Linked DNA regions of Homo sapiens: all the other regions are linked to region 2. The links are chromatin contacts, found by Hi-C or POLR2A ChIA-PET in ENCODE. All regions are on one chromosome and are shown on one strand. The core of a region is the stretch at or near the end of the contact, and the rest is flanking DNA. Distances in the headings are between cores, read along the strand shown. Region 1 has its middle 120 kb from the start of MIR610. Region 2 holds the start of LINC02758 (long intergenic non-protein coding RNA 2758). Region 3 has its middle 260 kb from the start of LINC02742.

Evidence for each region. A loop is a pair of places that touch in the nucleus more often than their neighbours do. ChIA-PET counts read pairs that join two places held with the same protein, here RNA polymerase II (POLR2A). Pooled maps may share reads with other maps.
Region 1: a pooled map shows a loop between it and region 2 (2.0-fold over the local background). The contact joins the enhancer-like site here to the promoter of LINC02758 in region 2. A Hi-C loop is called at or near these places in 1 of 168 maps with a recorded cell type or tissue (IMR-90) and 1 of 50 pooled maps. POLR2A ChIA-PET finds 5 or more read pairs at or near these places in 2 of 52 experiments (AG04449 and HCT116).
Region 3: a loop to region 2 is called in a map of chondrocyte, with 2.3 times the contacts of the local background. The contact joins the enhancer-like site here to the promoter of LINC02758 in region 2. A Hi-C loop is called at or near these places in 4 of 168 maps with a recorded cell type or tissue (A673, chondrocyte, endothelial cell of umbilical vein and 1 more) and 6 of 50 pooled maps.

The regions. Positions count from the first base shown.
Region 1 is chr11:27,933,249-27,936,626 of GRCh38, forward strand. No RefSeq gene overlaps it. Among named protein-coding and RNA genes, the nearest start is that of MIR610, 120 kb to the right of the region's middle. RefSeq lists enhancers at 650-1,151, 826-2,025 and a silencer at 774-1,068. Within about 2 kb of position 1,708, at least 7 of the 41 ENCODE cell types and tissues checked have a DNase peak (open chromatin) inside an H3K27ac peak, as active enhancers do; they include HCT116 and IMR-90, where a contact is called at or near this core.
Region 2 is chr11:28,537,272-28,540,872 of GRCh38, forward strand. It overlaps LINC02758 (long intergenic non-protein coding RNA 2758), which reads left to right and starts at 1,676. Exons shown (of 8, transcript XR_002957243.2): 1 at 1,676-2,515.
Region 3 is chr11:29,158,484-29,162,121 of GRCh38, forward strand. No RefSeq gene overlaps it. Among named protein-coding and RNA genes, the nearest start is that of LINC02742, 260 kb to the left of the region's middle. Within about 2 kb of position 1,253, at least 2 of the 41 ENCODE cell types and tissues checked have a DNase peak (open chromatin) inside an H3K27ac peak, as active enhancers do; they include endothelial cell of umbilical vein, where a contact is called at or near this core.

The DNA.
Region 1 (3,378 bases), core at 458-2,957, 600 kb before region 2:
AGTCATTAGGTGGAACCCAGAATGGATCTCATTCATTGTCTAAATCCCAGAATATCACCTGGTACTTAGTATAACATGCATTAAGTATTTGTTGAAAAAATTAATAAATGAATAAATAAAATGAATGCTTCCTTTCTCTAATAAGTTGGAAATTATTTAAAGACCCGTTCAGTGCCCTGTCCATTTTTATAGTCACTAAAATACTTTCTATAGTTCATTCATTTAAAAAAAATGTATTGAAGGTCTATTATGTGCCAGCCATCTAAGTTCTATAGTAGCAAACAAATCTAATATGGTATTAAACAAAAAATTCTAATGAGGAAATAAGCAATAACTAATTTTTACATATATGTATTTATATTAATACATGACGTTACACAGCAATAGCTCCTTCAATATTGTGAGCACATGTGTGGCTTTTGTATGAATTACAAGAGGAGCCCCATCTCCCAGAAGGATCGTCTCCCTGAAGGATCTTCTACCTAAATTTGTAATTGTGGTGTAACAACAAGTTCTGTGGAATGGCTTCACTGGAGGCCTTAGAACGGTCCCTGAATTTTGTGCCCTTCAATAGTGACTAAAATGCCTTTATAAAACTTTAAATCAGAAGACCATGATGGCAAGCCTTAGAATCCAGAAGCTGTCTTGGAAAATACTCTGTATCTCAAATTAAGCAGTAAGAGCCTTTACTGAGGCCGTCTTTAGAAACAGGATCTCCTCAGGCCCATTTATAGCTCTGAGCCATTCTGCTTCCTACTAAGGGAACTTCTAGGGACAAGGCCACCACTTTCAGCCAAACACTCATGGTCAAAGCACGGTCATTGGCTCCCCAGGAATGTTTCCCTCTCCCCTTCTTTGGCTCTGCTTTAGCATACAAATACTGCTCCAGCATCTCTGTTTTCTGTGGCGCCAGGAAGACTGAGTCCCGTGACTGCAGGGGCTGGTAGGATGAGCACTGCAGGCTGCACGAGGTCGGCCAGGGCCCATTAACCTCCTATTCAAGCTCATTGTTTTACAAGTGATCATCGCCACTTCGCTGCCCAGTCAGAAGCAAGTAGCAGCTTTACGGCCTACTTAAAGAAAATGGCTCAGCACTTAGGCATTTTCTGGTGCCACAGGGTTCAAAGTGAAATTAATTTCCATTACCGCCTATAATAAATCACCTCACCCAACACATGTATGAAATTCCATTCAGTAGACTCAAGTCATTCTGGGGCCACACAGAAGAGCATGCACACTTCAGCTTGCGCGTAATTTCTCTGCTTGGATAGAGCTGATGGGGCCCTGCAAACGATTAGGTTCCAAGAGAGCTGATGGGATGTGAAGCAGTCCTAAAACACACAGATAGGAACCCTGCCTGAGGATACTGGGTTTAGTTAGAGGAGAAGGGGGAGTTCTTTCTTTCTTGGAACACTTTTTGGTGGCCCTTTCCCTCTCTCTCTCTCTGTCCTCTCTGGGGCCTTATCACAGTCATAGATACACAGACGCTTGTGGTAGGGACAGTAGAAGCCCCTCTGATGTCAGAATCTGGATCTGGTTGGAAACTCTTGGAGGTCTTTTGTGGGGAATGTGTGTGGCTAGTCATTCTGAGTCTCAATCATTTTATGAAAGAAACTGCGGAATGATTGTAAGTCCCTCATACAGCCAGAGAATGAAGAAAGTAAATAGCAAGGTACGGCATCACTGAGACAAATCCACAGAAGCCGGAAGGATGGTGAATATGACTCACATTCAGCGAATCATGCCTCAGGAATTTAAGCTACAGAGGCCCAGAATCTTCGAGCTGGAAGAGATCTTACAGCGTGTTGAGTCCAATCCCCATGGGCTAGAGATAGGAAATGAGGAAAACAGAGACATGAGATTATAATAGTAATCGCTACTGTTTATTAGGCCCCCATTCTGTGCCTTCAAGGTACTAATTTGTAACATTTGTATTGATTAAGCCCCATGGCAATTCTAGGAAATTGTCTTTTTTATGTTTTTAAACAGATTTATATTTACAGAGAAATGGAGAAGATAGTGCAGAAAGTTTCCATATACTCCATAACCAGTTTATCTTATTATTAATAGTTCACATTGGTGTAGTACTTTTATTATAATATATGAACCACTATTGTTACCTTATTATTAACTAAAGTTCATGCTTCATTCCAATGATTTCCTTAGCTTTTACCTAATGTCCTTTTTCTATGTCAGGAGCTCATCCAGGTTACCACATTACATTTAGTTGTCATGTTTACCTAAGCTCTTCTGTGACAGTTTCTCAGACTTTCCTTGTTTTTGATAACCTTGACAGTTTTGAAGAGCTCCAATTAGGTATTTTTTTAGAATGCCACTTTATTGGAATTTGTCTGATCTTCTTCTCCATGATTGGACTGGGGTTACAGGCTTTTGGAAGGTGAGGTAGGTATTTTTATCCTCCTTTGCAAATGAGAAAACAAACACTTAGTGAAATAAGGAGAATTAAGTCATGTCACTAATATAAGTAATGAAGTCAGGTTTGGAACCCAAGTCTTTCTGAATCTAGAGATCAAGTTCTTAACCATCACATTGCTTTCCTGTAGCCCTATTAGTTGAAAGCCCAACGAGGACTTAAATCTGAAATCCAATTTGGTGTTCTTTCACAGAGACGGATGGTTGCAGCAATAGGTAGGTAGGTAAGTAGGTAGATAGGTAAGTAGATGGATAGATTGATGATAGACTCTTTATAAATGTCTCACGATGACATGTGTAACACAGTCTTACCATAAACACTCAAGCACCATAGACATATATGAGATGATAGTGCCTTGTAAGCACTCTACAATAATTGTTACTGTTAGGTGTAGAGCCGTCCAATTTTTCTATGCTTATGCCATGCATAATTTTTGTTGGCATGCATAATTATGCCAACATAATTTTTAATGGAAGTGTATTATACATACTGTTCTGCAAGGTTTTTTCTTAATAATATATCACACAATTTTATGAACTATACATTTGAGTTTGACTTCGAACTTTCTGTGTACTCTTAGTTAACTGATTCCTTATAAATGGACATCAGGTATCTCAATTTACTGCTGGTGCTCTTTCCCTTAACATGGTGGACCTAAAAATTCAGCAATCATGAGTATCATTTGGGGAGTGCATTAAACTACTGGCTAGGTGCAGTGGCTCACGCCTGTAATCCCAACACTTTGAGAGGCTGAGCCAGGGGGATCACCTGAGGTCAGAAGTTAGAAACAAGCCTGACCAACATGACAAAACCCCTTCTCTATTAAACACACACACACACACACACACAAAAATTAGCCGGGCATGGTAGCAGGGGCCTGTAATCCCAGCTATTTGGGAGGCTGAGGCACGAGAATCACTTGAACCCAGGAGGCAGAGGTTGCA
Region 2 (3,601 bases), core at 426-2,925:
TGTGTTTTTTGTCCTCTTTTTTTGGTGGGTTCTATGGAGTTTGTCGTATACTTCAGATGTTAAATTCTTGTCAGATTTTGATATTGCAAATATCTTGTCCCAGTCTGCCACTCATCTGTTAACTTTGACAATGATGTTCATTAAACAGATATCTTTAATTTTTATGAAAATTCATTAATTTTTCTGCTCATGGCTTTTGATTTTTGAATCTTTTTAAATTAAGAAAATTTTTCTTATCGTCAAAGTACCAAAAATAATTTTCTACCTCAGTTTTTATCTTTTTATAATTTTTCCTTTCCCATTTAGGCATTTAATCCATTTGGTGTTGAATTTTGATGTATAATACGAAGTGGGAAATATAACATTTTTTATTGACATCATTATCTAAATAATTCATGCATCAGTCAGTGATCTTTGATGCCATCTCTACCATAGGGTAGGGTCTCACACAAATGAATCCGTTTCTAAGTTTTCTACCATGTTTCATTCATCTACTTGTTGACTCTGTATCACAACCACACTATTGATTACTGTGATTTATTAATTATTGTTTTATTAATGGATGTTTATTTTTTATTAAAAAATCTTAGGATAAACTTGTTGAAGTCCTCAGTGTTGTTTAGATTGGAACTACATTAAATTTATATAGTCATTTGGTTTAAAGTTAACAAGTTTACAGTGCTGTTATCTCCTCCAAGAATGAAGTATATTTCTTTGTTTATTCAAGTTTTATGGGGAGAGAGATGAGTCATTTTAAAACATTTAAAATTTTTCTCCATAAAGGTCTTGGTCACTTCTATTAGATTAATTCCTACATGTGTTTGTTTTTTCATTGCCATGTTATTTACTGGTTATCACTGATAAGACAGATGCTACTCATTTTGGGGAACTGATCTTGTCTCTGGCTACTTTGGTCAAATCTTATGAATTCTAATGGTTTACTATGGATTTTCTTGTTGTCTCCCTGCCCCTCATGGAAATGTACTATTTGTTCTGTTTTTTTCAAATAGGTCGGGCGCGGTGGCTCATGTGGTTGGGCATGGTGGCTCGCACCTGTAATCCCAGCACTTTGGGAGACAGAGGCAGGTGGATCACTTGAGGCCAGGAGTTTGAGACCAGCCTGGCCAACATGGTGAAACCCTGTCTCTACTAAAAATACAAAAATTAGCTGCCAAGCATAGTGGTGCACGCCTGTAATCCCAGCTACATGGGAGGCTAAGGCAGGAGAATCGTTTGAACAGGGGAGGCAGAGGTTGAAGTGAGCCGAGATGGTGCCACTGCACTCCAGCCTGGGCAACAGAGTGAAGCCCTGGCTCAAAAAAATAAGTAAGTAAAAATAAAAATAAATAAAAAATAGTAACAACATTGTGTCTTCCTTTCCAATATGTTTATCTTTCTCTCTCTCTTTCTCCTTCCATCTCTATCTCTGTTTCTCTCCTTCTCTCTCTCTCTTTCTTTCTCTCTCTCTCTCTCCCTCCCTCCCTCCCTGTCATCTTATTGTATTGGTCAGTACCTCTGGTATCATGTCAAACAACTGAAATGATAGCACACATCTTTTTCTTCTTCCTAACTTTAAAAAATATACATTTAAGAATTTATCATTATGGTTTTGCCCTAGGTTCTTGGTAGGCTATTATTATCCTTATTATTGTTTAAATAAAATTAATAGTTTCTTTCTATTTCTTGTTTCTACGAATTTTTTAAAAAACAAAATGTATTAATTTTATCAAGCACTTTTTCTGCATCTCTTAAAGTGACCATATGAACTGTCTTCCGTAGTGCTAATGTAGTAAATTACATTGTTTGTTTGATACTGAGCCATCCAGGAGTTTCTAAAATAAATCTTGTCATAATTTTTTAAGTATGCTATTAAATTTGGTTAGTTTTCCCAGGGGTTTTTTTTTGTATCTATTATATAAGTAAAATTGGCTTACATTTTTGTCCTTATTATGAACTTCTCTGGTTTTAATATAGGGGTGAAACTGGCTTTTAAAATGAGTTAGCTAACTTTTATTGCTTTTACATTTTCTGGAACAACATATGGTGGTTATCTGTTTTTATATTGTTTGTTACACTCACCCCATGCAACTATCCAGGCCTAAAATGTCTTAGGTAGTAGTGGGAGAATTGGTAGAGAAGGAAGTTTTTACTATCTTTTTTTTGATGATTTGGCATATTCATGGGTTCTATTTCTTTTTATGCTTATTTTGACTTTTTGTATGTTTTTCAAGAAATTTATTAATTTCATCTAGATTTTTAAAAATACAATTCAATATGGTTGTTGAGTGGTTTATAGTTTTTTCATGATGCTAAGAAAATCTCTGTTATTTTTATACTTATTTCCTCTTTCTCAATTGCTTATTTATGTTCTTCAGAAGCTCTACAAGGTCCTTCTCACTGCACTAGTTCTTGATTGGGGATATTTGTTATGCTACGATATAATCTGACCCTCCCCAGCTGTGCTTTCTGAAATACACCCCACAGCCTCTTGCTGAAGGACACTTTAACTTGGCAGGTAGGCCTTATGAGTAAGATGGTTCACACTCAGCTACTTTCCATACTGTTCACTTGATTTATGGGACAGTCATACATGTCTATTATACAGCCTTATTCACTTACTGTTACCCCCTATCATTACCACAGACTGTCTCTTTCAACATCGTGGTTGTTTTCTTTCTGTCATATTTCTTGTTTCCCAATTAATGTATTCAGAGCTATACATTTTATTCTATGTACTGCTCTAGCTACATTTCACAGATTTTTGCATATAGTACTTTCATTGAGTTCTGCTCAAATTGTTTTTAAAAATTTCTGTCAGGATTTTTCCTTTACCAAAGAATAAGTTAGTGATATTTATCTTTTATCTAAAAATCATTTGTTATTAATTTTCAATTTTATTACATCCTGGTAATTCACAGAAATATGATCTGTGTGATGTTGGTTCTAGCCATCATAACTGAGTGATTGACTCTAACATATACATTTCAGGCACCATAGCAGGGGACAAGGGGAAAGAGATCTCGGGGGATATCTGCATATGCTGCTGACTCTATTGCCCATAATGGAAGGGCATAATTAATTAGAAAGCTAGAAATCAAACTTTCTCCATGTGGAAGGATAAGAAATCTGAGGCTTACAAGAGCAGCAGGACTAGAGAATAGGAAATGAAAGGTTCATCACAATAGTCTTCTCACCATCATAATCTTTTTATTTTGGGGATAAATATTGAATATATTTTATATTCAAGACAACACAATGGGTTTTGGGGGGATTCTGGTGAAATCTGTAGTTAGGACAGTGGCAGAGACTGGCTAGGTACTCACCAAACACATTTTCTCTTCTTTCTGGGTACACTGCTAGCTTATCCTCCCAGCTCACTCTTCCTGAGGTAAGGACATGTGACCACTTCTCATGAATGGAATGTGAGAAGAAATGTGTGTCACTCCTAGGCCAAGGTTGCTGAGTGGGTATAGTCTTCTCTGTGCCCTTTGTTCTTGTTACTACTCAGATTCAGAGGGTCCTTTGGAGTAGTCCAAGGAGATGGCACAGCCACTTGATTGAGGGGAAACCTGGAATCCTAAATAACAGGGAAACCTGGAGT
Region 3 (3,638 bases), core at 3-2,502, 620 kb after region 2:
CCCCACTGTTTTCCCATTGTACTTGAAATAAAATTCAATTTATTTGCTATGGCATATAAGGTCCTACATAATGTGACTCCCTTATATACTTTGATCTCATCTCAACTTCTTTTACTAATTTTATTAGTTATCTATTGCTGTGCAACAAGCTACTTTAAAATATTGCAACTTAAAAGAATGCACATTTTTTTATCTGCAATTTCTGCAAAGTAGAAATCTGGGCATAGCTTAGCTGGGTCTTCTGCTTTGAGGTCTCTCACAAGGCTGTAAACATGTCAGGCAATACAAAAGTGTTACCTGAAGACTCAGATGGAGAAAAATCCACTTCCGAGCTCACCGACGTGGTCGTTAAGAGGATTCAGTTTCATAAGCGCTGTTGCACTGAGAGCTTCCATTCCTTGCTGGCTGTTGGCAAGAAGCTACCCTCAGTTTCTTGCCACATAGGCCTCTCCAACACGCCCCTTGTTTCATCAAGGCTAATGAGACAAGGGAGAGAGAGAGAATCCACAAGCAAGACAAAGTCAGCATCTTTTGTGACTTAAGTAGAAAAGGGACATCCTCTCAATGTTGCTGTATTTTATTGGTTACAAGATAGTTACTCTAGGGGAAAGCATGACACTAGGTCCTGAGTAACAACAGGTGGGGTCACTGAGGGCTATATAAGAGCCACCCTATCACACTAGTCTTCTTGCTGTTTACTGTATATCTGATCCAAGATTGTTAGAAAGCTGACTCCTTGTCATTTGGTAGGTCAGAGTTAATTGTGGAGAAGACCCAAAGTCTATAGAAGTGGAGTTGGAAATGGAGGTATATTGGGCTGATTGGCAGCTGGTAAGCTACCTGGGTGTGTAGGTGTGTCCGCAGATTGGTAAATTGAGTTAGGCTGGCCTGAAGTGAAGATTGCCAAATTCAACACAAGTGTGATAGTGAAAAATTAGAAAAGGAAATATTCATTAAATATCTTTTATGACTCAGCCACCATGTTTGTTGTTTTGCACACAAAATGTTTTACAAAATTATCTCGATGATATCATCCTAATCTTTTAAATAATGAAATCCAAGGCAGAGAGATTAAGTATCTCCAAAGATTACACAGTTGAAAAATAATTCAAACTCCTAGTCTTTCTAACTTTAATAACTGTTCATTTGCCACTGTCCCACAGTGGCTTCTGAGATGTCAGGGACTTCTCAGAGGAGCTGGTGGCCCAGGCTCGTGCTTTAGCTGGGCTCTCCTATTGAGCTTTCTCCAGGCTCCAGCGATGCTCCTTTGCATTCTGCTGCTCCCTTATGGCCATGACTGTAATTACAGCTAAGTTTACAGCCCTGGAAGAGGTTTCCAAGGGAGGGAGGCAGGAATCTGAAAGAACATTGGAGCATCAACCAAGAAAATAAAGAATTTGCAAATGAGGAAAAAAAGAGAGAAGAAAAAAGAGAAAAGAGGAGGAGGATGGGAGTTAGGACACAGAAGAGAAGGAGAAGAAGGAGAATGGTATGGTTTGGCTTTGTGTCTCCACCCATATCTCGCCTGCAATTGTTGTCTTCATAAATCCCCACGTGTCAAGGGTGGGACCAGGTGGAGGTAATTGAATCATGGGGGTGGTTTTCCCCATGGTATTTTTGTGATAGTGAGTGAGTTCTCAGGTGATCTGATGGTTTTATAAGTGTCTGGCATTTCCCTCTTGCACTCTCACTCTGTTCTGCCACCCAGTGAGGAAGATGCCTGCTTCTCCTCTGCCTTCTGCCAAGATGGCAAGTTTCCTGAGGCCTCCCCAGCAAGATGGATCTGTGAGTCAATTACACCTATTTCCTTTATAAATTCCCAATCTCGGGTATTTCTTCATACCAGTGTGAGAACAAACTAATGCAGAGGGAGAGCAAAAGCAGAAGAGGAGGGAGGGAGTTAAAAAAAAGAAAAGATTGTGGTTGGACTGCTCCAGGAATCAGACAAGTTTATTAGAAAAAAACTTTCTTCTCCGGCCTTATAGAATACATGAAAGCTTGATAGAAAAGCCGAGTATCTGCTAAATAGTGAGAGGACGGCCATGCCTCTTATAATAAAAGTATACTCAATAAAGCTTAATTATAAAATAATACCTGTAAATATAAAAAGTAAAATGAATTTTCATTTTATTTCAGATGCATTATTACATTTTATTAAAAGAAACCTGTGAAATAGGATTCTCATTATCCCTATTTACAGAAGGAGAAATTGAGGTTTGGGGAAATTTAGACTTGCCTTTTGGGTCACTCAGCTAAAACGTAGTGGACCCCAATAGTACTTCATATCTTTTCATGCCAAACTCTGTCTTTTGCTTTTATATCATATGTCTCTGTTGTACCTATCTTTCAGTTTTAAAGATTCTCTTAACCTACTGGTTCTCCCTCCAGGAGGTCTTCCGGGTTTCCTAGATCCTTTTTGGCTTCAGTTTGTAGTTGCATTATCTTAGTCTTTAAATTACAGGAATTGCTCAGGTACGGTACATTTTCACATCCAGACCACTAGTTCCATGCTTTTCCCACTCACAGATGATGCATACTTAGAACATTTGAGGTCATATTGCACAGACCTTTTAAAGAGAAGTATCAGTGAGTTTTTAAAAATCTATGTCTTTATCTCCTGCAGGTGGTTGTGGGGGGAGGGCACGTAATTGAGAGTTAATTGATTGCGTGTTTTCCCCACTAGAGTTTCATTACCATCCTACACTTCTATTATATGGGTCTTGAGGATCAAGACTTCCAAGGCCATCGATGATTCAACAAATTAATACAGACCAGAGCTAGTAATCACAGCTTGGAGATGAGGGAATGAGAGCACACTGATAGAAGTAAAGGGCAGTTTGGAAGGGAGGACCAGGGCTGCTTCCTCATTGTTTTTCCTGTCTGTCTGCAGTTCATTGTGTTCTTGAAAATGTTACTTTTCCAGTACCTAATGAATGATACATCAAGGCCTGCCATGAAACTGTAGGGAGAGACTTTATGGTATGACTCATGAGCCATGCTGAATTACAGATCTTTTCTCATTAGTCTGATTAAAAACCTAAGCTCATTATGGCTCAGGAAGTGATTTAGTTTCAATGCCTTTTGGTTATGTTCCTTTTTTATTTTCCAGGAGTGCATATTTTGGCTAAGAATTCATTTTCTATTTTAAATGGTTCTAAATTTCAATTCTTAAAATGTGTGTTCATTATCATATCATTCAGACCTGTAAATGTTCTTTTTATATTTTAAGAACTATTATTTATAAGCAAAGTGATTTTAATTTTATCTCATGTAATATTTTCCTTCACAAATGAGAATCTTCAAGAAAGACTTTTGGCATGTTATTTTTTTGACTTTCTGAATAAAATACTTTTCCATAATACTGGAGAGAGAATGTTGGCTTTGGAGTTAGATCTAAGATGGATGCATACGTCAGTCATTTCCTATAGTCTCATATTGGACAATTCATTTAAACCTATTAAGTCTCAACTTCTTCATCTTTTAATGAAATTGGAATAATACTAGTGGCTTAATAGCATTGATATGAATATTAAATACGTTAATATATGTAAAGCATGTAAAACAATAGTGGCCCAACAAATGTGAGCCTCCCTTCCTCCCTTTACTAATATGTCAGTGTAGGGATTTTATATTTTAGT